2 separate regions of the Homo sapiens genome follow, and region 1 is linked to region 2. A link is a loop called in an ENCODE intact Hi-C map of the cell type or tissue named here. Cell type or tissue: heart right ventricle. All regions are shown on one strand. Each heading gives the region's core, and the rest is flanking DNA. Links, peaks and the distances in the headings are about the cores only. Region 1 overlaps AKR1C1 (aldo-keto reductase family 1 member C1). Region 2 has its middle 12 kb from the start of LINC02561.

Evidence for each region. Hi-C counts contacts between places; a loop is a spot of excess contacts. Peaks named below come from ENCODE experiments on the same cell type or tissue, not always from the same donor. Only the 100,000 strongest peaks of a DNase experiment are listed, where the experiment ranks them.
Region 1: it touches region 2 in a loop (3-fold over the local background); 4 of 110 quality-filtered maps call a loop at or near these places.

The regions. Positions count from the first base shown.
Region 1 is chr10:4,976,527-4,989,152 of GRCh38, forward strand. It overlaps AKR1C1 (aldo-keto reductase family 1 member C1), which reads left to right. Exons shown (of 9, transcript NM_001353.6): 9 at 1,174-6,757. The coding sequence ends at 1,216. It overlaps AKR1C2 (aldo-keto reductase family 1 member C2), which reads right to left. Exons shown (of 9, transcript NM_001393392.1): 9 at 11,249-12,626. Among named protein-coding and RNA genes, the nearest start is that of AKR1C1, 19 kb to the left of the region's middle. In heart right ventricle, for the core only: a CTCF peak has its summit at 5,758 (motif pointing left); a DNase peak (open chromatin) is centred at 5,731; H3K27ac peaks cover 1,567 bases.
Region 2 is chr10:5,276,578-5,289,203 of GRCh38, forward strand. It overlaps the pseudogene AKR1C7P. Among named protein-coding and RNA genes, the nearest start is that of LINC02561, 12 kb to the left of the region's middle. RefSeq lists an enhancer at 7,889-8,183. In heart right ventricle, for the core only: CTCF peaks have their summits at 7,110 (motif pointing left) and 7,314; a DNase peak (open chromatin) is centred at 7,104.

The DNA.
Region 1 (12,626 bases), core at 1,786-9,785, 300 kb before region 2:
TAGGAGCACTTGGCCTTGGTGTTCTGCAATATGGAGATCTCAGTGCAGAGAATGAAGAAATGTTAAAATCAAATGCAGAGTGTAGATGCAAAAGCACCATTGTTGGAGATAATTTATAACCAATAACAGAAGTTTACTATTCCTCTGTGTTCTAAGGTTCTAGGATTCATAGAAGGTCATTCATATAATGAGGGAAAAAAGAAGTTATGTAACTGCTGGCAGTAGGGATTTCAACAAGTAATAGAGATGATGAGATAATGTGTGAAAAAAACAAGCACAATGGTACATCATAAGTACCCAAAATTTGGTGGATATTATTAGTAGTATTTTATTCATTTAGAGGAAAATACAAAATGAAAACGGAGATGATAAAAAGAAAAGGAAAAGTGGCAAGCATTAGAAAGTTTTAAAACCAATTAATGTTTTTGGGGATCATGAAATCAATCACTAGTGTTATTTTGTAGAACTCAAATATGGTCTGGAGTAAACCACTTGCGAGCTTCCAAGTGTTTGCTCTTGGTGTAATCAAAAAGGATAGGCTCAATTCCCTAATTAATAAGTTGTAATTGTACATGTGAGCAGTCATTTATCTGTGTCTTTACATTTTGTGTTATTTCTGCCTATAAAATGGTTTATACATTGTAGCTCTTTGGATATTGGACCCTATATCAAAAACAACAATTTACATTTCTGAATCTAACCAACTATGTTGCATATGATAGGCAGGTAGTAATATGTAAAGTAATTAAGTATAATTGCTACCAGTATAATCATCACACTCAAAATTGTTTATTAGTGATGAGCATATGTCTTGCTTATTCCTCTTCAATGTAAGGCAGTATAGTTCCATTTTTACTGAGAATTTGAAATAGAAAAGGTCAGTATATCTCTTTGCTCTGTTGACAGATGTAGAGAAATATGTTTGAACATTTCACTTTGTGTGTTTTATGTGTTAAGTTCCAGGCAGGGGAATAGAATTAAATTATTCTTTATTTTGAAAATACAGATATGATAAAGTCACATTCATTAAACAAAGAAACACAGATTCTAGAGCAGTCAGAAAATGAACTTCTTAACATCTACACTAGCGGCAGCTTCCTAGAAATCACTGCACTACCCGCTAGTAACGGAGTCATTGCCATTCAGAGTGTGCATTTTTTTTTCTCTTTCCAGTTTTGCTGGCCCCCCTAATTATCCATTTTCTGATGAATATTAACATGGAGGGCATTGCATGAGGTCTGCCAGAAGGCCCTGCGTGTGGATGGTGACACAGAGGATGGCTCTATGCTGGTGACTGGACACATCGCCTCTGGTTAAATCTCTCCTGCTTGGTGATTTCAGCAAGCTACAGCAAAGCCCATTGGCCAGAAAGGAAAGACAATAATTTTGTTTTTTCATTTTGAAAAAATTAAATGCTCTCTCCTAAAGATTCTTCACCTACTTTGGTCTCCATAACTTCTATGTTTTCTTTCCTTCTGACACACTAGTGCCCCTAAATTGTGATTTGCCTATACGTTTAGGGCCGGGGTTGGAAGATGTTAACAACCATTTAAGATTCATTTCTGCAGTGGGAGTGGGTGGAGTTTCACCCTCTGGGAAAGGGGCAGGTGACAGGTATTTATCAGTCAGTGCCTCTCTAGCTCTTGTAGGAAGAAGCACACGCAGGATGGAGTCTAGAGGATGAGCGATATTGACTAGCAATTCATGGGCTCCCTCCAGCAGTGCGAGGGTCAGAGTTTCTGGAGCCTTGGGAGGAGGCATCCCTGTGAGGGGGGGTTAGGGAGATGGGAGGGCACCAGGAAAAGTGATTAGAAGTCAGGTATGGGAAGGCTAAATAGGACAGAGTCGAGTACATCTCTGCTTGGAAAAACATATCAACACCCTTTTTTTTGAACATTATATCTTGCTCATAAAAGAAAACTTTCCACATTGTTTTAACAAACCCCACAGCTGAGAGTCAGGCCTGAATCTTTGATGTGTGCCCATTCACAACGTTGACCCTATTGGTTTGTGGTGGGGCAGGGCATCAAAGACATCATTGACTAATCACATTCCCCTGAATAGCTCATATTTAGAAAATATTCTTAGATTCTAAAAATGTACTATTAATTTGTGATATTCAGTCTTTTAAATATTTTATACATTAAACAGGCATAGTTACAAATATAAAACAAAAATATCCCAAAGCCATTATGCATGGCACTCAAGATTAAAATGGGAAATAATACATCTAATAAATCAAATGTTCCAAGACTTCAAAGGTCTTTTGGAAACAGGCTATGTAAAACAGCACACTGGTTTCAAACTTTGGTAAATTTTAAGAACAACTCTTACAAAGGCATTTAATTCTTATACATAATTTTCAGGGGACCTAAGTTAATCAGCTAATCATGAAGACATGATTTTCATTTTAGAAAACACTTTTGAAAACTTGGGATAATCTCATGCCTTAATGATCAAAGCATTATGAGAAGGACAGTGGTTTTTAACCTGGGCATATGTTCTAACACATTTACTCTCCACTATTCGTACTCTGGTAGCCATGTTAACCCCATCAGAGATTCCTTCTCAAGCCATGTCTCAGAGCTGAGAGGCATCCCAGCAAGTTTTGCAGCTCACAGTTTTTTCCGTAAATTACTTATTCTATAAAATTGGAGTAGGCCATAAACTTTGGAGGGCCCTAGACCAATTTTTTGGATTATTTTTCGTCTTCTATCATTCCGCTGATCTTAGATATTCTCTGCATTAAATATTAAATATCACTTCTAGGCTGAAAAATCCCCCTAAAAATATTTCTAGCTCAGATTTTTCCTCCAAATTCTGCAATAGAAGATCACAATGTGAACTCTGCATCTCCATGTTAAAGTCTAATGGACATTCACACTTAGCATGTCTCAAAGAAATCTCATGTAAACCATGGCCATCCTGTTCTACCTTAACTTTCTGAGTCTATGGAATGATAATTTCACATCTCATAAACTTGACTGATGTAAGTGTCAAGAAAAGATTGACATTTTGTTAAAAGTTAGTAGTGAAGTGTGTAACGCTTAAGCAAACTTTCATATTTCAAATCTCTTTAGCAAGTGTAACTCTTTTTTCAAGATGTGAAATAATCATTAGGTCAGTCATTTGTAAATAGTACATCTGCTATGGACTTTTTCCAGTTCTTCACCATCCATTTTTATAAAACTCTTATTGTTAAAAAAAAAGTTACTCAGAATTTCATAAAGCCAAACACCTGATTTCAGGAACACTTGAGATGTAAGAAAATTTTATAGGGACCTCCAATCACTAATTTTCCTATTTTTTCTCTCAAAGAAATGCTGAAGGGAGGAATTCAGGTTGAATGAAAGGAAATAGTAACTTACAGCCATATAGAGTTATAAAGACTTCTTGTAAATGTGAACATATGGTAAAATATAAAAACATGTATTTTTGAAATTTTGGATTCTACTCATTATTTTACTTCAATTTAAGATATAAATGTATAGAAATAAGTATAATTCTAAGCTAATACGTATGCAATGTAGGAAGCTGTAATTACTGACCAAAACTATGTGAAGTGGAGAAAACCTGGGGAAGTGGATGGTTTTAGATGAAACTGAAGTTAAATTCATATTGATTTAAAGTAAATTGTTATAACTTTATAAAGTTTTTCATCATCACCACAGCAATCACAAAGAGAATAATTATGAATATACGCAAGAGGAAATGAGAAGGGAATCCAAATGTCATTAAAAAAAAATCACGCCACCTCACAAAATGGTAACAGTGGATATAAAGGATAGAAAGCTATAAACCTGGTAGGAAAACATTGAAAATGGCACAAGTGACTCCTTCCCTGTCACCAATGACAGTCATGTGTTGCATAATGCCTGGGCTATCTTCTGAGAATGGCTTTGTTAGGCAACTGTGTCATGGTGGGGACATGATAGCATTAGAGAGAATTCTCTCAAACACTGTCATGGCCTTATCAACTATGCTTCTGTAATATTCTGAATCCTTCGCTGCCTTTCCAACAGTGTTTACAACGGTTTCCTAAGAAATGAAATCCATTTCACCAAACCACTTTTCTTGCTCATCCATAAGAAACACTTCTCCTTTGTTAAAATTACATCATGAGATTGCAAGCATTCAGTAACTTGCAAGCTCCAATTTGAATTCTAGTTGTCTTGCTATTTCCACCACATCTGCAATTACTTTCTCCACTGAAATCTTGCATTCCTCCAAGTCATCCAGGAGGGTTGAATTCACTTCTTTCAAACTCCTGTTCAAGTAAATGTTTTGCCCTCCTGTCACGAATCATGAATGTTTTTAATGGCATCTAGAATAGTAAATCTTTTTCAGAAGATTTTCAATTTTCTTTTCCCAGGTTCTTCAGACAAGTCACCATGGTAGCTGTAGACTTATGAAATGTATTTCCTGAACCATAAAACAAGAACATCAAAATTACTCTATGATCCATGGGAAACAGAATGCATGTTGTGTTAGCAGGCATGGAAAGAACAGTAATCTCTTTCAACCTCTGTAAGAGAGTTCTTGGTTGATTAGGTACCTTGTCGATAGGCAGTTCTAATTTCAAAGAACTTTTTCTTTTGCTGAGCAGTAAGTCTTAACAGTGGGCTTAAAATATTCAGTAAACCATTATTTAAGGAGATGTGGCTTAAATATCTAGGCTTTCTTGCTTTATTTATAGAACACTTACAGAGTAGATATAGATTAAATCTTAAGGACCCTAGGATTGTTAGAATAGTAAATGAACATCATATGTTGTAATATAGTTAGCCAGGGAGGGGAAAGATCTCTACAAGAAATAATTTTAAAAACTACTCAAAGAAATCAGAGATATCACAAAATGACAAAACAAGTACAGGGGCAGCAAAAGGTAACAGATGTCAACTATGAGATCTCATCAAGAACTAAGAAAATGGAGAAAAGTACCAGATGGCAGATGGGAGGCAGTGTGAGCATGCCTCTCCCACTTGGAGATTAGTGTGTAGAGATTTACATTGTGAATTTCTTTTCAAGAACCAATGCAGAGACTTAACAGATATATGAAAAAATTTCACATACACTCTGAAGAAGTCTCAGGCACAATCCTACTCCATGAAATAAGAAAAAACCATCACATCCCCAGATTCTGAGGGGAGAGAGTTCACTCCAGAGCATACATCCCCACTGGGGATCTGGAAATTCAGGCCACAAGAGAAGGCTTTGATCCTGTGCGGACAAGTGCCTTGAGCAGAATCCACAGGGGAGAGCTGGAAGTGCATGGCAGATATGAGCACAGAAGCTGGGTGTCCAGCCTTGTGGGCAGACCGGGAGGGATGTGGCCTGAAAGCCATGGTTATTATCTCAGCGTGTAAGCTGATGATCTGAGGCTGGTCAGAGTTCTGTGCGCAGACTGCCTGGATGTAAACCTGGCACTGTTAGCAGAGCACTGCATGAATGAAAGGAATGAAAATAGCCTTGCCAACTGCATAGGTGCTGGGTGAGGCTCACTGTGGGGGGCGCACGGCAAGCTATTCAACATTACGTACAGGCATTTGAGGTCGGGGCATGGAAAAATACTGAGGCAGTGTGTGTATGTTATTTGTGCTGAGAATGAAACTCCTTGACCTTGAAAACAGGACAGGGAGTGGTGTGTGTGCTGTGATAAGGAATGCTGAAAACGGTCTCCTGAGAATGCGGTTTGAGTGCTTTTACAAGGCCACAGGTGTCTCACGACCTGACCTCATAAAGCCATCTAGTGGATGTTTGTGGCTTAACAAGCCCCTTCAATAAGTACTTGGCGGAGGGATGCTGGGGGGACCTTCTTAGAAGAGCTGCGCCCCACCCCCCTCCCTGGACAGCCCAGCTACAATTGTCTGAGAACTCACTGCAAGCTGTAAGCGGCCCACTACTTCCCACTCCCTTTTTTGAACTCTTCTGTGCAGCAGAGGCAATTAAACTCTCCTCTGGAACATTACCCCAGCAGCCTGAGAACCACCCCTTGGCGCTCACAGGGGCTGCAGCCTGCCTTATCCAAGGACAGTTAGAGTGCAGACCCACCTAACCCTGGACCCACTGGTGGTACCCATCCACCCATCCTGGTAGCTTAACACAAAGATACACTTTTAGGAGCTTCATAGCCCCTCTTCCCCCATTGCCTGAGAAACCACTTTCCCTGGGCAACTTAGGGCAAGCTCAAATCCCACTGCTACCACCACAGCTGGTGCTCTTTTGCAAGTGCCACCTCCTAGCTGGAGACCAACCAGCACAGTCCACACAGCACCTCAAGGAAGAATAAATAGAACTGTTCCCAGGAAGGAGAAAATGCCTGCATGAGCTCAGCTGTTACCACTGCGTACCACACCCTGACCAGTCAGAGGTCTTGAGTCGGTCCGCATGACAAGTTCACCGCTCGCATAACCAGCATTCAAGAAAGCCAGCACACTAAGCCTATCTACAGCCAGGGAGTCTCAGAGTCTACGTCACTCCCCTGCCACCTCAATCAGAGCTGGTGCTGGTATCCACTGCTGGGAGACTTGTGCTGAGGTGAAGCCTGGGCTGGATGGCTGGAGGATGAAGAACTGCACGGAGGAGATGGAGGCACCCAGACAGATGCCCCATGGACATCCTGAAGCAGAGCTGCCTCACTGCCCTGCACACACATGAGAGCGCAGCCAGGAACAGAAGGACTGGGCAACATTCAGGCGGAGCCCAGGCCAATTTTCTAAACATGGAATATGAGTTAAATAAATGGCTTCGTATTAAAGCCTGTATGTTAAGAGGGTTTGCTTTATATCCCAAAGTATTAGTATAATCATGATCTCCTATGCATAAAAACAGGACAAACAACCCAATAAAAGAGTCAGAGAGTTAACAAGCGCTTCACAAAGATAAAACTCTAAGAGAATAAATATAAGAAGTATATACTATGTGAGTATATATGGAAAAGAAAGAAATTCACAATGATTTGGAGACTAAAGAACACCTAATTAAACTCCTTGTTTATGAAAATGAAGAAAAGGAGATGTCCCTGGCAGAGGGATACAAGGTAAATTGTCAACTCAATGCTGAAACCCAAATCTCTTGTTTGGGTCCCATCCTAATTCTCTCCACCCATGCTGTCTTTCCTGTGGTAAAGTGGAAAACCCTTATGATGAACACAAAGCATTTGTGCATAGAATATGCCAGGGAAAAGGAGATGGCCCAAGGGTGTCCTCAGAACCTTACAAGAAGCACATGTTTGAAGGACACTATGCAGGAGCCCTGAGGCCCACAGCCCCGCTCCTCACCTGCACGTTCTCTCTGATACGCTGCTCATTGTAGCTCTTGGCCAGGACCAAGAAAGGAGAGGAGGCTGATGGCATTCACCTGGAGAGTGCTTCTCCTGTGGGGGTGCAATCATCATGAATTGTTCCAGGAAGGCTCTCTATAGGTGCATCCACTCTGCGCTCCTGTGGGATAAGCCCCAGCTGTGTCTACAGTGGTGCACCAGCGGGGAACAAGGACTGCTTCTCCAGGACCTTTCTCAGTCACAGAAGCTGCCTGCCTGTTGGGGCAGAGGGGCAGGCTTTTCCTACTGCACCCAGCTCTGCAGTTGTTTGTCTGCTGCAAGAAATTTCCCAACAGTGGAAAGACCTGGGATTCAAGGGCTGCCATTCAGGTTTTTCTGTCCCACTGGTGTTCCCTTATGTGGTACTCTTTTCCCTACCCTCAAAATGGGACTTCGAGAGAGCTGGACTACAGTGATTGCTACTGCTCTTCTGGGCCTAGCCGCCCAGTGGGCTCCCAGACTCCAGGCTGGTGCTGGATTTGTTTGCAAAGGATCCAGTGATGTGACCTGTCGTCAAGTCTCCCAGCAGTGGACACCAGCACCAGCTCTGATTGAGGTAGCGGGGAGCAACGTAGACTCGGAGATGCCTTGGATGTAGGTAGGCTCAGTGTGCTGGCTTTCTTGAACACTGGTTATGTGAGCGGTGAACTTGTCATGCGGACCGACTCAAGACCTCTGATTGGCCAGGATGTGATACGCAGTGGTAATAGCTGAGCTCATGCAGGCATTTTCTCCTTCCTGGGAACAGTTCTATGTATTCCTTGAGGTGCTGTGTGGACTGTGCTGGTTGGTCTCCAGCTAGGAGGTGGCACTTGCAAAAGAGCACCAGCTGTGGTGGTAGCAGTGGGATTTGAGCTTGCCCTAAGTTGCCCAGGGAAAGTGGTTTCTCAGGCAATGGGGAAAGGGGGGGTATGAAGCTCCTAAAAGTGTATCTTTGTGTTAAGCTACCAGGATGGGTGGATGGGTACCACCAGTGGGTCTAGGGTTAGGTGGGTCTGCACTCTAACTGTCCTTGGATGAGGCAGGCTGCAGCCCCTGTGAGGGCTAAGGGGTGGTTCTCAGGCTGCTGGGGTAATGTTCCAGAGGAGAGTTTAACTGCCTCTGCTGCACAGAAGAGTTCACAAAGGGAGTGGGAAGTAATGGGTGGCAGCGAGCTTCACCCAGCACGCATGGAGTTGGCAAGGCAGTTTTCATTCCTTTCATTCCTGTAATGCTCTGCTAACAGTGCCAGGTTTACATCCAAGCAATCTGTGCACAGAACTCAGACAAGCTCCAGGTCATCAGCTTTCCCACAGAGAGAATAACCATGGCTTTCAGGCCACGTCCTTCCTGGTCTGCCCACAAGGCTGGACACCCAGCTTCTGCGCTCATGTCTGCAATGCACTTCCAGCTCTCCCCTGTGGGTTCTGCTCAAGGGCACGTGTCCTCACTTGAGATTATATCACAAAATTCAGTTGGGAGCTTCTTTTACCCTGTGATCCCTCTCTGAGCTCATTAGCTGACTTCGCCAAGGGTCCCTGTGACATGTAGTCAGGAATGGCTTCCCTGAGTTCACACTCCTGCTGCTTCTATTTGTATATTTCACTGGCTCACTAAATCCATTCCCACTCTGCATAGGATCAAAGCCTTATCTTGTGGCCTGAATTTCCAGATTCCCAGTGGGGATGTGTGCTCTGGAGTGGACTATCTCCCCTCACAATGTGGGGCTGTGACGTTTTTTGCTTGTTTCATGGAGTAGGCTGGTGCCCGCTTCTTCTTCAAAGTGTATGTGGATTTTTATTCTTTTTTTGGTTTTTGTGTTAAGTTCCTGCATCAGTTCTTGAAAAAAAATTCACAATGTAAATCTCTACATACTAATCTGTCCTTCAAAGTGGGAGAGGCATGCTAACACCGCCTCCCATCTGCTATGTGGTACTTTTGTCCATTTTCTTAGTTCTTGATGAGATCTCATAGTTGGCATCTGTTACCTTTTGCTGCCCCTGTACTTGTTTTGTCAATTGTGTTATCTCTGATTTCTTTGAGTAGTTTTTAAATTTTTCTTGTAGAGATCTTTCCCCTCCCTGGCTATCTATATTCCTAAGTATGATGTTCATTTACTATTCCAACAATCCTAGGGCCCTTAAGATTTAAGCTACATCTACAATGCAAGTGTTCTATAAATAAAGCAAGAAATCCTAGATATTTAAGTCACATCTCCTTAAATAATGGTTTACTGAATATTTTAAGACCACTGTTAAGAAGTCCTGCTCAGCAAAAGAAAAACAATTTTTTGAAAATAGGACTATGCCGGGACCAGCTCGGTCGGGGAGATGCTAACCCAGCGGCGCTAGAGGAATTAAAGACACACACACAGAAATATAGAGGTGTGAAGTGGGAAATTAGGGGTCTCACAGCCTTCAGAGCCGAGAGCCCTGAACAGAGATTTACCGACATATTTATTAACAGCAAGCCAGTCATTAGCATTGTTTCTACAGATATTAAATTAACTAAAAGTATCCTTATGGGAAATGAAGGGATGGGCCGAATTAAAGGAATAGGTTGGGCTAGTTAACTGCAGTAGGAGCATGTCCTTAAGGCACAGATCACTCATGCTATTGTTTGTGGCTTAAGAATGCCTTTAAGCAGTTTTCTGCCCTGAGTGGACCAGGTGTTCCTTGCCCTCATTCCCCTAAACCCACGACCCTCCAGTGTGGGCGTTATGGCCATCATGAACATGTCACAGTGCTGCAGAGATTTTGTTTATGGCAAGTTTTGGGGCCAGTTTATGGCCAGATTTTGGGGGGCTTTTTCCCAACAGGACTGCCTTTTGGCAATGTACCTAATCTGATAGCTTTCTTATAGAGAGGCTGAAACAGATTACTGCTGTTTCCGTGCCTGCTAATACAACGTGCATTCTGTTTCCCATGGGTCATAGAGTAATTTTGATGTTCTTGTTTTATGGTTCAGGAAATACATTTCATAAATATATGGCTACCATAGTGATTGGTCTGAAGAATCTGTGAAAAGAAAATTGAAAATCTTCTGAAAAAGATTTACTATTCTAGATGCCATTAAAACCATTCATGATTCGTGACAGGAGGGCAAAACATTTACTTGAACAGGAGTTTGAAAGAAGTGAATTCAACCCTCCTGGATGACTTGGAGGAATGCAAGATTTCAGTGGAGAAAGTAATTGCAGATGTGGTGGAAATAGCAAGACAACTAGAATTCAAATTGGAGCTTGCAAGTTACTGAATGCTTGCAGTCTCATGATGTAATTTTAACAAAGGAGAAGTGTTTCTTATGGATGAGCAAGAAAAGTGGTTTGGTGAAATGGATTTCATTTCTTAGGAAACCGTTGTAAACACTGTTGGAAAGGCAGCGAAGGATTCAGAATATTACAGAAGCATAGTTGATAAGGCCATGACAGTGTTTGAGAGAATTCTCTCTAATGCTATCATGTCCCCACCATGACACAGTTGCCTAACAAAGCCATTCTCAGAAGATAGCCCAGGCATTATGCAACACATGACTGTCATTGGTGACAGGGAAGGAGTCACTTGTGCCATTTTCAATGTTTTCCTACCAGGTTTATAGCTTTCTATCCTTTATATCCACTGTTACCATTTTGTGAGGTGGCGTGATTTTTTTTTAATGACATTTGGATTCCCTTCTCATTTCCTCTTGCGTATATTCATAATTATTCTCTTTGTGATTGCTGTGGTGATGATGAAAAACTTTATAAAGTTATGACAATTTACTTTAAATCAATATGAATTTAACTTCAGTTTCATCTAAAACCATCCACTTCCCCAGGTTTTCTCCACTTCACATAGTTTTGGTCAGTAATTACAGCTTCCTACATTGCATACGTATTAGCTTAGAATTATACTTATTTCTATACATTTATATCTTAAATTGAAGTAAAATAATGAGTAGAATCCAAAATTTCAAAAATACATGTTTTTATATTTTACCATATGTTCACATTTACAAGAAGTCTTTATAACTCTATATGGCTGTAAGTTACTATTTCCTTTCATTCAACCTGAATTCCTCCCTTCAGCATTTCTTTGAGAGAAAAAATAGGAAAATTAGTGATTGGAGGTCCCTATAAAATTTTCTTACATCTCAAGTGTTCCTGAAATCAGGTGTTTGGCTTTATGAAATTCTGAGTAACTTTTTTTTTTTAACAATAAGAGTTTTATAAAAATGGATGGTGAAGAACTGGAAAAAGCCCACAGCAGCCGTACTATTTACAAATGACTGACCTAATGATTATTTCACATCTTGAAAAAAGAGTTACACGTGCTATAGAGATTTGAAATATGAAAGTCTGCTTAAGCGTTACACACTTGGCTACGAAGTTTTAACAAAATGTCAATCTTTTCTTGACACTTACATCAGTCAAGTTTATGAGATGTGAAATTATCATTCCATAGACTCAGAAAGTTAAGGTAGAACAGGATGGCCATGGTTTACATGAGATTTCTTTGAGACATGCTAAGTGTGAATGTCCATTAAACTTTAACATGGAGATGCAGAGTTCACATTATGATCTTCCATTGAAGATTTGGAGGAAAACGCTGAGCTAGAAATATTTTTTGGTGGATTTCTCAGCCTAGAGGTGATATTTAATGCAGAGAATATCTAAGATCATCAACGGAATGAGAGTAGACCAGAAATAATCCAAAAAATTGGTCTAGGGCCCTCCAAAGTTTATGGCCTCTTCCAATTTTATAGAATAAGTAATTTACAGAAAAATTGTGAGCTGCAAAACTTGCTGGGATGCCTATCAGCTCTGAGACATGGCTTGAGAAGGAATCTCTGATGGGGTTAACATGGCTACCAGAGTACGAATAGTGGAGAGTAAATGTGTTAGAAAGTGTGCCCAGGTAAAAAACCACTGTCCTTCTCATAATGCTTTGATCATTAAGACATGAGATTATCCCAAGTTTTCAAAAGTGTTTTCTAAAACGAAAATCATGTCTTCATGATTAGCTGATTTGATTAGTTCCCCTGAAAATTATGTATAAGAATTAAATGCCTTTGTAAGAGTTCTTCTTAAAATTTACCAAAGTTTGAAACCAGTGTGCTGTTTTACATAGCCTGTTTCCAAAAGACATTTGAAGTCTTGGAACATTTGATTTATTAGATGTATTATTTCCCATTTTAATCTTGAGTGCCATGCATAATGGCTTTGGGATATTTATGTTTTATACTTGTAACTATGCCTTGTTTAAAGTATAAAACATTTAAAAGATTGCATATAACAAATGAACAGTACATTTTTACAATCTAAGAATATTTTCTAAATATGAGCTAT
Region 2 (12,626 bases), core at 2,531-10,530:
GATGACCCAGAAGGAGTCACAGCATTTAGGGTCTCACAGTCCAGAGAGCACACTGACATCTTAGCAAACAATGTTAAGTTAAAAGGGAAAAGACTCACTAACAGAACCATGCCAGGCACTATTGTGGTGAAAAATGTGCTAGAGTGTCCCAATGGTTATGTATGTATGATATGTAACAAAGCAGGTAATCCTATTTGAGTTTGATCATAAAATACAAATAGAGGTTTGTCAGATAGAGATGGTGAAGGAGAGAAATGAAGGTCCTTAAAGTTCCTTACCATGTAGAACTCCTGAAACTCATGAAAATGATGGAGTTGAAATTTGCTTAGTGTCACACAACTAGTGAGTGGCAAAGCCAGCCCTAGAGGTGATAAACTTTAGGACTGTGAATCCAGTGATCTCTTCGCACTTTTCCATCCTGCCCCCTCCCTTAGCACACAGAGGAGAGAAGCACGGGCATGAATGACATATGGTGCATTCCCCCCTGGAAGAGAGATCACCCAGACCAGCGCCCATGGCTCACTTTGGAGCAACACCACTTGACCTGTACCTGGAAGTTCTCTTTGATTCTCTTCTCAGAGAAGCTCTTGGCCAGGACCACCACCCCCCCGCTGCAGCTCATAGCACAGGGCAACCTGGCCTGGGCTTCTATTGTATTTCTTGGCAATGGATTTCAAGGTTGGCTCCTCTAAGAGATATGGGCTATCTGGGTCCATCCTGGAGAAAAACAACAGATATGAAGAGTATAGATGAAAAATCTAGAGTGTGCTACCCTTTTGCCCAAAGCCCCAGACAATGAGAGAAGACACAATATAGTATGTTTCAAGGTGTCTCATAAATATTCATAGAGATTTATTCGCAATTGTGGCAAACTGGAAACAACTAAACTGCCCATCAATAGGTGAATGGATAAACAACTTGTGGTGTACATGTCCATATAATGGAATATTTCCCAGCAGTAAAATGGAAAGAACAGACACCTGCAACTACAGGAATGAATGTCACAGACAGGTTGAGCAAAAGAAGCTACACCAAAGAATATATATGACTTCTTTACATAAAGTACTACAGCAGACAAAACTAATCTAAGACCGAAAACGTTATGAACATAGTTGCCTAGAGGTGGGGAGGAATTGTCTCAGAAGGAACACCAATTAACATTTTTGGGAGAAAGTTTCCATATCATGACAATAATGTGGATTACAAAGTACATTCATTTATCAAAATTGTACAGCTAACGTATATGCATTACAGTCTATGTAAATTTCACCTTCAAATCACTTTGAAATTGTATTTGGAGTGGGGTTGGGAGAAGGCAGATATACAAATGAAACAGGAGGGAAGGAATGTTGGTGACATTGAAGCTCAGTGGTGTCACATGGGAATTCACTGCACCGTTGTGTTCACTGTTCTATGTTTGACTTGATCTAGAATGAAATGCTAAAAGTTTCTTAATCAATAGAGTTGCTGATATAGATTAACTCTTCGATACTCTTATTACCAGTTTGGGTCTCTGTGAGATGCCAGGGCCCTGTAGGCAACTAGAACAATGTCCTTGGACTTGCAGAACTCCAGGAGTTTGCTCTAGTTGAGGTAAGGGTGACATTCCACCTGTAATTTTTCAAGACCAAAAGGTGTCAGAATACATGAGCAAATAACCACATGTAAATTTTAAAATGCTTTGAAGGAATATCTAGTACTATATTAATATATGTACTATGTATTTCATATTGGTCATTTTCCCCATGCACCTTCTGAAATGCTTTCAAATTCCATCAGTGGTCATACTAACATGATAACTTACTTATTCTTTTTTTATTAGTGTTTTAAAATGATTAACATCTCTCGTGCCCAAATTATAGTCTCTAAATGACATTTCTACTCAGACAAACCAAGATTTCTTAGAAAAATGGCTAATTCTAGTTCTGACTGGGGAAGCTACAAGTTCAGCCTAGAACAGCTTACATTCTAAATGGCAAAGAACATAAAGAAAATGAGGCAAGTCAAAGGACCAAGAAGCTCAATTGAAAAGGCTCCTGCTGGTCAAAATGATGGCAAGTTGAGCAACAAAAGGCATAGTAACTACAATGGTTGGGAAAAGGACATATTTGTTAAAATTCATGAGTTCAAATGATGTTAACCAATTGTGATCAAATCTTTAGCTCTAACTTTCAATTTACAGAAAGTACAAAAGGAACATGTTAAATTGTATCACTGGATCAACCAGTATATCCTATACGGAGGAAAACTTTACAGGAATAAAAGGCTTAAGTTTTCATTAGTAAATTGAAGGAAAGAAAGAGGCAGAATGAGAATGAGGACTATGGAAGAAGAGAAGGAAGAGAAGGTAGAAGAGCAGGAGGAGAAGAAGGAAGAAGAGAAGAAAGAGAAGACAGAGGAGGCAGAAGAGGAAGAGGAGGAGAGAAGTAAAAAAAAAAAAAGAAGAGAACAAACTTATTTATTGAAAGAGTGATTTGGCCGGGATCAGTGGCTCACGCCTGTAATCCCAAAACACTGGGAGGCTGAGGCGGGCAGATCATGAGGTCAGGAGTTTGAGACCAGACTGACCGTCTCTACTAAAAATACAAAAATTAGCCAGGCATGGTGGTGCATGCCTATAGTCCCAGCTACTCAGGAGGCTGAGACAGGAGAATAGCTTGAACCCAGGAGGTGGAGGTTGCAGTGAGCCAAGATCGTGCCACTGCAGTCCAGCCTGGGTGACAGAGCGAGACTCAGTCTCAAAAAAAAAAAAAGAGTGATTTATGAGACATATCATCCAATTGCAATGTATGGGCCTTATTTCCACATCAATTTAAATGAATCAACTTTAAAAATATGATAAAATTATATTTTAGCACTCATGATATTTACTAACAACAAGAAATTATTGCTACAATTTCAAGTGGTATAAAAGTATTCTGGCAATGTTTATTTAAAGATTTAGAGATTTTTAAAATATTTTACAAAACATTTTCAGATACAATGATATCATGTCTGCTTCAAAATAATACAGAGGTAGAATTATCTACGTAACATGTTTGGTTGTGAGATAATTATTGCTTAAGTGTGATGATGGGTACATAAAAAGAAAATGATTATAACATGAGGGGATATTCAAAAAATTGATTGAAAATGTGCATTATGAAAAAACCATACATGGATTTCAAAAAAAAATGCTCCAAAATAAACTTGTACTAATTTGTTATGATGTGTCTGAACAGGATCTAGTTTGAGGCATTGAGAAAGATAAAACAACTCCCCTATCAGAAAAACATGAATTCAGCTAAATTGAAGTAAGAACAAAAATCAAATTTATTGTGAAGCATGGGTGGAAGAATGGTGAAATTATTGACTCTTTACACAAAATATATGGGCAAAATCCCCCAAAGAAATCAGAAGTTCACAAATGAATAATTCATTTGAAGAAGGAACGAGATGATGTTGAAGATGAAGCCCGCAACAGCATACCATTCACATCAATTTGCAGGAAAACAAAAATGTATCTTACTAGTGCCCTCATTAAAGAAGACCAATGATTAACAGCAGAAATGATAACCAACACCATAGATATCTCAACTGGTTCAGTTTACACTATAGTAACTGAAAAATTTAAGTTGAGTGAACTTTCCAATTCATGGGTGACGAAACTGTTGTGGCCAGATCAGCTACAGACAGGAGCAAAGCTTTCCAAGGAAATTTTAGGTAAGGGAGATCAAGATCCTGAAGCATCTTCAAAGAATTGTAAAATGAGGTGAAACATGGCTTTGCCAGTACAATCCTGAAGACAAAGCAAAATCAAAGCAATCGCTACCAAGATGTGGAAATGATCCAGGCAAAGCAAAAGGAGATTAATCAAGAGAAAAGGTCATAGCAAGTTTTCTGGGATGCTCAGGGCATTTTGCTTATTGACTCTCTGGAGGGCTAAAGAAGAATAGCAACTGTTTTGAGAAAATTAGCCAAAGTTTTAGTATGAAAACACCCACAAAAAGCTTCACCAGAGATTATTTTTCACCATACCAATGCTCCTACTCGTTTTTTTCATCAAGCAGGGGCAATTTTGCAAGAATTTTGATAGAAAAATCATTAGTCATCCACCTTACAGTCCTGGTTTGGCTCCTTCTGAGTTCTTTTTGTGTCTGAATCTTTAAGAATCTTTAACAGAGACTCTTTTTCTTACAGTTAATAATGTAAAAAATAAAAAGAATACATTGACATGATTAAATTACCAGGACTCTCAGTTATTTAGAGATGAACTAAATGGCTACTATTTGCTATTAGTTCACATACTTAGTTCATATACTCATAAGCATATACTTATGCTTTAAAAACTATACTGAATTTGGTAAAGCTTATTTTGAAAAATAGTTCATATATTTATAAACATCTTTTAATTCCATTTTTCCATGAACTTTTTGAACTCCTCATATTCTCTATATCTTTTTTTAAAAATTTACAAAAATAAAAACTTTTAAAAGTTATAAAAGAAATATTTTCATGTCAGATATAGGAAAAAATACAACAAGGTCACCTAGAATTTTACCAGAACCACGTAGCAACCTCTAATCATTTTGTGTGCTTAATTTTAGTCATTTTTATTATTCTTAAGATGTTAAATAATTTAAAATTAGTATATGTACTGAATAGTATAGATTAGCATATTTTATAAGAATCCTGATTTTGTTCAGTTATTTCTCCCTTCCTCCATATTCAGTTTCTGTGCCCCAGAAGAAGCCAGTTCACACTTTTGTGTCACAAACTTCCTTTCTCTTACATTAATTGGTTTATGAAAGGCACAATATGTTGTTCAAGCCAATGAAACATGAGAAAAAAATTGCTAGAAAACTTCTGTGACCATTATTCTTCTCTCTTTAGAAACAGCTCCAGAAAACCCTCTCTGCTGTGCTGAACATGAATGAGGAGACCTATAGCCCAATTGCCATGAGGAGCCATTCTGAAGCGATCAAACATGGAGCACAGACAAAATATATTCATTTCAAGAGAGTATCTTACAGCTTCTAGAGCAACAAAGACCCAAACTTTCTATAAATGAATCAACTTTAAGCCCGTTTGAATTGAGTTTTCTGTTTCTTGTGGCTTAAAAGCATCCTGAAAAACAGAATAGTATATAATTCTCTGATATACTTTTGATATAATATTATAACATAAGCTTTCCCTTTTTGCTATTAGTCTTCATAATATCCTCTCAAAGATCTCTATGAAGCCATCAGAACTTTAATTAATTCCTCATTTGTGGATATTCAAAATTCTAATCATTTGGTTTTAGAAATTATATATATATGTTAATATATATTATATTACTATATAATATAGATGGGAGTTTTTAACACGTCTTGTCTACAAATATCCCTAGAAATATAAAACTAAGACAGAGTATACATTTTTGAACTGCTTTTTGTATAATTATCAAAATGGTCTACACAAAGCTTTAAACTTAACAATGTCATAAATCATGTTTGATATTTGGCTATATTGGATGTTTCTTTTAAAATCATATGTTTTGATTACGATTTATACACCTCCTCTTTCTCACTCCTTTCCTCTGATCTGGCTTTAGTGCTTACCACTCTGGATCAGGCCCTGCATGGCTTCCCATAACCTCCATGCCACTAAATCCAGCCACTTTTATCTTTCCCTATTGGAGTGTTTGCTCACAGTAGGACCTACCTATGTCTGACTCAAGCCACTTCAATGCTCTTTCTTTGGCTCCCGACACCACAGTCTCCTGGCTGTCTCCACCTGTCTGGCAGCTCCTGTTCAATCTCCTTGCCAGTGCCTCTCTGCCTCACCCTCTCCTGTGAACTTTCCTGCCTGTTCCTTTTCATTCCATGAACTTTCCCTAGGAGAGCTAATCCTTGTCTGTGAGTTGTTACCATCTATACAGCAATAATTTCAAACACTGTGTCTCCACCTCCACCCCCTGAGCTCCAGACCAAAGCGACCACCTCCCAACTCTGCCTCCGCTTGGCTGTCTCATAGGAACTTCACACCCATCCCCAAAGAACTGAAGTCAGGCTCTTCTACTCCACTCAAACTGTTTTTCTCTAGTATTTTCTATTTCTATGAAAGTAGCTGTCATCTACACAGGTGATATAAAGCCAGAAACTTGGAAGCATGATTAAGCAGGAAGTGTGTAAAGAGCAGAAAGTCAGAGAAGGCCCCGGTGGGCTAACGGCTCACCTGGTTGCAGGTGGGCTTGTACTTGAGCCCTGGCTTGTTGAGGATGAGTTCCAGCAGTTTGTGATTGAAATTGGACACCCCGATGGACTTGGTTAAACCTGCTTCTTTGCACTTCTCCAGGGCCTGGGGAGGGAGGAAATGGGTGGTAGACCTTTACTGTAGTTTGTCCATTTCGTTTGTCACTGACTTTTTATAAACCGAAAATCTGATTTATGATATACTACGATTATAATGAATCAAACCGTTTTATCCCTTGAATAAATTAATTTTGAATGCCTTTTCTTGTTCTGCGTACATATTTGTCTCCTTAATTCTATTACATGCACACTGGGGACACCAAATAAACATAAAGCTGCTTTTCCATTTCCTCTTACCTATCCCACTCTCTTCTATGGTACCTATTTTGCTGTTAGGATGCAATAGTTAACAAACTACACCATAGTCAAGGGCAAAAGAAACTCTCAGCTTTTCCTCTAGTAAAGGGTTTGTTGCTACCTCTTTCTACAACGATAAAAATAAATGAATGGTATAGGTGTTGCAAGGGCGGGTTCACTGTCCTGCACCTTCCACCCTCCTGCTGAGTCAGGCCGCAGCTATTCCTCCTCTGTGATGTGTTTCTGTCCCGGGATAAAGCGCTGACTCCTTTTGTGCTTCTCTATGCTGACTCCTCTTTAGGGCTCATGTCCTCAACCTGATCTCAGGGGTAAAGCTGCTTCCATGTCTATGTAGAGCCATAGAAGTTAAAATTAAAAATGGACCGTAGGGGTTATCTCATTCCACTCCCTCACTTCAACGATGAGAACACGGAGGCGCAGAGAAGTTCCACGTCTGAGGTCAAACAACTGCTGGAGCAAAACCCCATCTCTTTTGACCCCTCCTTCTGTGATTCCAACCTCACCACACAGTGCCACCTGGTGTCTGCAGCAGAACATACCTCCCATGTGTCACGAAGATCCACAGTATCAAAAATAATGTTTCCACTGGCATCCTTAGGCAGCAATTCCTCCCCAGGCTGGAAAACAGAGGATAAAGAAGAAGGTTTTCTATGAGAATTCCCTTTCTGGCGCCTAAGGAGCTTAGCCACACCACTTTCAGAAGGCTGTGATTATTAATCTGAACATGCATGCGTGCATGTGTGTGGATGTATGTGCTTGTGTGTCTGCATGTGCAGACGTGTGTATGTGTGTGCATGTGTGTGTGCCTGTGTGCATATGTGTGTGTGCATGAGTGTATGTGTGTGGATATGGATATGTGTGGATGTGCATGTGCGTGTTTGGGGTGAGGGTTGGTAAGAGAAGACATGGGAAAAAAGAAAGATGAGAACAGTCTGAGAGACTGTAGCAAAACACTTTTTCTCCAGTTACCTGCAGGCTCCTTCCTCCATACACCCCCACACTTCACTAAGAATGCCGTCCCTACAGTTGAAATTTATTTCATTTCTGAAGGACAGGCTGGTGTGGAAGACAGCGCTTACCATAACTATTGATCAGTGTGTTTAGCCCCCGTTTATGCTCACCCAACTTGGATAATGAGGACATCAGATGTGCTCAGCCAATGTCCACTGTGATGAGAGGTTGGATCACTGAAGCCCAAAGGAGTCCAGTTGTGCCACATGTGCCATCCCATGTACCTCTCTCTCCTGTGGGCTGAGGGTACATACGGGAGAGACCCTCACCATAAAGAGGTGGAGATTTCACGTTGTATCTCTGTAGTCTGTAGTAACCTAATAGCTCAGAACCTACACTCAGGAACACAAGCACTAAGAAATGCAGGGCAATGCCCTCATGTTTCTAGCATAGAGGAAGTGAGATCATCGAACCTGCATCTCGCTTAAGGCTGGGGGATGAGCACAGACAGAAAATTGCAATGTCATTCGGCTGTGAAGGAGACTCGTGAATGATTTAGCAATTCTATGCAATTCACTCAAACCTACCCCTCTCGGAAAGAACCCAGGAAATCAAGCTGGAATGAGACAATGGAGGTGCTAGTAACAGTGATGAAACTGTTTGGGGCATAAGAAGGAAAAAACAAAAGCTGACCTTCATAGCCAATGGATTGTGGATAATGAAGAGATCGACATAGTCCAGTTGAAGTTTCTTCAGTGACCCTTCCAGGGCTGGGCGAACTAATTCTGGTCTAAAGAAAGTTGTCCAAAGCTGCAGTGAACAAAAGAAATAAAAAGTAGCTTATGATTTCACACACTTGGGGACCAAAATTAAACATAACAGAAATTGACACATGAGTAACAAAACACTGTGGTCTCAAACTAGAAGAACTGGGGCTACATTTGTATTATTCAGGGTAAATTACATCCTTGATGAGATGCTGAGATTTACTTGAATGACTGCAATGTAAGAAAACTGTGAATAAAACTTAGATGGAGCAGGAAAATCAACTTTAATGCATCAAGGGTTAATGGCATCGTCCTCTGAGAGCAGTCGAGAAATGTCAGGACACGGGGAATGGAATCTACTGTCCTGTATAATGAATTCCTCAAAACAATTCTGCTGAGAGATGCATTCTAAAAACAAGTTGTCGTCAGTGTAAACAGGCATAGGCTGTATCGCCAGTAACCAAGGCTTTATTTACATTGGAAGAAAGGTTTTCCACCCTAGGAAAATGTTATAACATTCAGGAAACTCAATGCTGAGTTGAAAAATAAAAAAGTATTTCCCAGTCTGGCTCCCTTTTCTGAATAACATCCCAACCTCACTTGATACGTCCTGAGAACAATTACTGAACAATCAACGGAGTGGCCCCAGAATGCCTTGGGTAATCGTATAACAGTTACTTAAGTATTATCGATCTCATCTCATATATGAATAATACCTGCCGCTCAGAGACATTGAAGAACAGTGTCCCACCTTTCACACATCTCAGAGAAAAGCCTTTTCTATGTTTTCATAACGTGCCTTCACAATATTAGGTAAGAAATACATTGTTCCTATGTTTTGATAATGTGCCTTCACAATATTAGGTAAATACATTGTTCTGAGACCACATTGTTTTTCTAAATAATACATCTGAACTGACGGTGGCCTCTGGCCACTGCACACACAGAAATTTCACCTCAGTGGTGTAGAAAATGTCCTCTCTCTTCACAGGGCCATCAGCAATCTTCTCTCGAATGGCCTTTCCGACCTCCTCCTCGTTTTGGTAGAAGAACGCCGCATCAATGTGACGGAAGCCTGCATCAATAGCCACTTCGGTGGCTTCACCAGCCTTGCTCTTGGGGGTCTATAAAACAGGAGTAAGAGGAGTCAACGATCTGCCTGACTCAGAGAAAATCCATGTATTTCCACAATGGCATTTTCCTTTTTTTTTTTAATCTTTTACTTTGGGTTCAGGGACACATGTGCAGGTTTGTTATATGTGTAAACTGTGTCACAGGGGTTTGGTGTACAGATTGTCACCTGGGTAATAAGCATAGTACCCAATAAATATTTTTTCTGATCCCCTCCCTCCACCATCCTCCAACCTCAAAAGGTCCCGATGTCTGTCGTTCCCCTCCCAGTATCCCTGTGTGTTGTTCAGCTCCCACATGTAAGTGAGAACGTGCAGTATTTGGTTTTCTGTTTCTGTGTTAGTTTGATTAGGATAATGGCCTCAAATTTCATCCATGTTGCTGCAAAGGACGTGATCTAGTTCTTTTTTGTGGCTTCACAGTATTCCACGGTGTTTATGTACCACATTTTCTTTATCTGGTCTACCACGGACGGGCATTTAGGTTGAGCCCATGTCTCTGCTATCCAATAGCATCTTCATAGTCTGCTGGCCTCCTGCTCCCCTTTTGATCATTTGGGTTTCCATGATAGACTTGCACACTCCGAGGACAGCAACTAACCTCCTGTAAGCTTCTACTCCCAAATAAATTAGTGGAATTGGCTTCACCCTGGAGCATGGAAAAATCACATCTCATTCCATATGAATCAATTGTACAAGAATAACCAACGGGAAAACTTCTGATACTGGGAGAATTTTTCTAAGGCACTCAATAGGAAGGACAGGTCAATCGACACACACACACACACACACACACACACACTACATACATATTACAGCTGACCCTTGAATAACACAGGTTTAAACTGCACAGTCCCACTTATACATGAATTTTTTTCAATCAAAATTACAAAGTGTGCCTACTTCTCCTGCCTCCCTTCCCCCTCCTTCACCTCTTCTGCCTCTGCCACCCCAGAGACAGCAACCCCAACCCTTCATCTTCCTCCTTCTCCTCAGCCTACACAGTGTGAAGAAGACAAGGATGAAGACCTTTGTAATGATCTACTTCCACTTAATGAGTAGCAAATATATTGTCTCTTCCTTATGATTTTCTTGAGTTTCTTTTCTCTAGCTTACTTTTCTCTAGCTTGCTGTATTATAAGAATACAGTATACCATACATATAACATGCAAAATAGGTGTTAATCAACTGTTTATGTTATTAGTAAGGGTTGCAGTCAATAGTTGGCCTGGTTTTACCCAGGACACAGACGTCACCTCACCAAGCTGGCGTTGCAACGTTAGGATGATAATATGTACACGCTCTGCCTCAAATTTCAAACAGTGGATAGTCTAATGACTACATCTGAGATTCTGCCCTAGCAAGCTTCCTAGAACAGCAGGACAAAAGACAGCACAACACACACGCAGGAAAAAAGCTTCTCGTTCCTGCAGTGACTTAAGGTAAAAACACCAATTAGAGTATTAAGGAAGCTTCTTTTTCACTTAGTGCATTTGAAATGTCTGAATATTAAGCACGTGCACGTATTACAATTTATTATGGTAAATGAGGGGGTTATGGGGAATTTTGTTCTATTCTCTATGGCACTTTTTTCTGTCTTTTCTAAGAGTAATAAACATTACATATAACATATGTAAGACACACATTATGCCTAATGGATGAAATGGATAATTATGTCATTGAAAACCTACTGACCCTTTCTGGCAGCTGTTATCTCGTGATATCTCATGACAGAGTTCTACCAAGATTGAGCCCATCCATTGGTCTCTCATTTTGGGGGCAATCCCTCCAAAGCAACCCCAAAGCTGCCCTTACGTTACCGTGACCAGAGTGTGACACTTCAAGTTCTCTGCCATGAACTGAGTGGATGGCTGTATTTCAGTCCTTACTGTGATGTTGTGCCCCCTAAGTCTTCCCATCGAATTACCTAATGTTCTGAATCACAGTGGCTTCTTACGTGACAAAAGGTTTGGATGGTCGAAACTCCCTGGCAAATACTTCCAGCCCCAACAACCTCACAGCAAAGCTGCCAGCAAGTATTCATGTTGGTTTCCACTTCCCCCTAGGCCCTTGGCCCTTCACATTTCTAACCAGGAGTGGAGCGGCTCTGAGCAGGTGGAAGATGAGAGCAGCCTGAGCATGGGTTTTTTTTTTTTTTTTTTTAATGTAAGAAGTAGTGAGTACTTACCAAGGACGGTTGTTGAAGAATTAAATAAGATAATGCATGGAAAATACAATACATGAAACCATTTGATATATGTTAGGTCACAATAATAATAATAAAAAGAATTATCCAAAAAATTAACCTCCAAACTCTCAGAGTCAACAGCTTATCATCCTCTTAGTGCAAAAAAATATAAGACCCTTCAGCCTCCTGGGGTCCACTTACATGATCAGGAGCATAAGTGCCAAATCCCAGCATCGGCATGACATGTCCATCATTCAGCCTCACGGAATGGCTTTGCTTCAGATCCATCACCACCCACAGCTCAGCTAATCTGACTCTGCCTTTCCTTCCATTTCCTGACTGAGAGCCCAGTAGGAGACAAGGCTGCCACGTTCTTTATTTCCATCAATACAAGATGGGCAGGGCAGAGATTACAGCTGCCTATAATTTCAACATGAAGTTGAAATCAATCCATTGACTTTGTTCTGATTCTTCCATGTCTCTGCAGGCCTGTCTTACAGGAAAATCGTACAGAAAGATTTGCATGCTAGAGGAGTTTGAATTTTCTCTTCAGTGTTGTACACACTTGATTTCTAAGTTAAAAAATTTAAAATGCCAAAAGAAACTATCAACAGAGTAAACAGACAACCTACAAAATGAGAGATTTTTACAAACCATGCATCTGACAAAGGTCTAATATCCAGCATCTATAAGGAACTTAAACAAATTTACACGAATGAAACAAACAACCCCAATAAAAAGTGGGCAAAGGACATGAACAGACACTTCTCAAGAGGAGGCAAACATGCAGCCAACAAATATGAAAAATGCTCAACATCACAGATCATTAGAGAAATGCAAATCAAAACCACAAGGAGACACCATCTCACACCAGTTAGAATGGCTATTATTAAAAAGTCAAAAAAATGACAGATGCTGGCAAGGTTGTGGAGAGGAATGAACGCTTATACACGGTTGGTGGGAGTATAGATTAGATCAGCCATTGTGAAAGACAGTC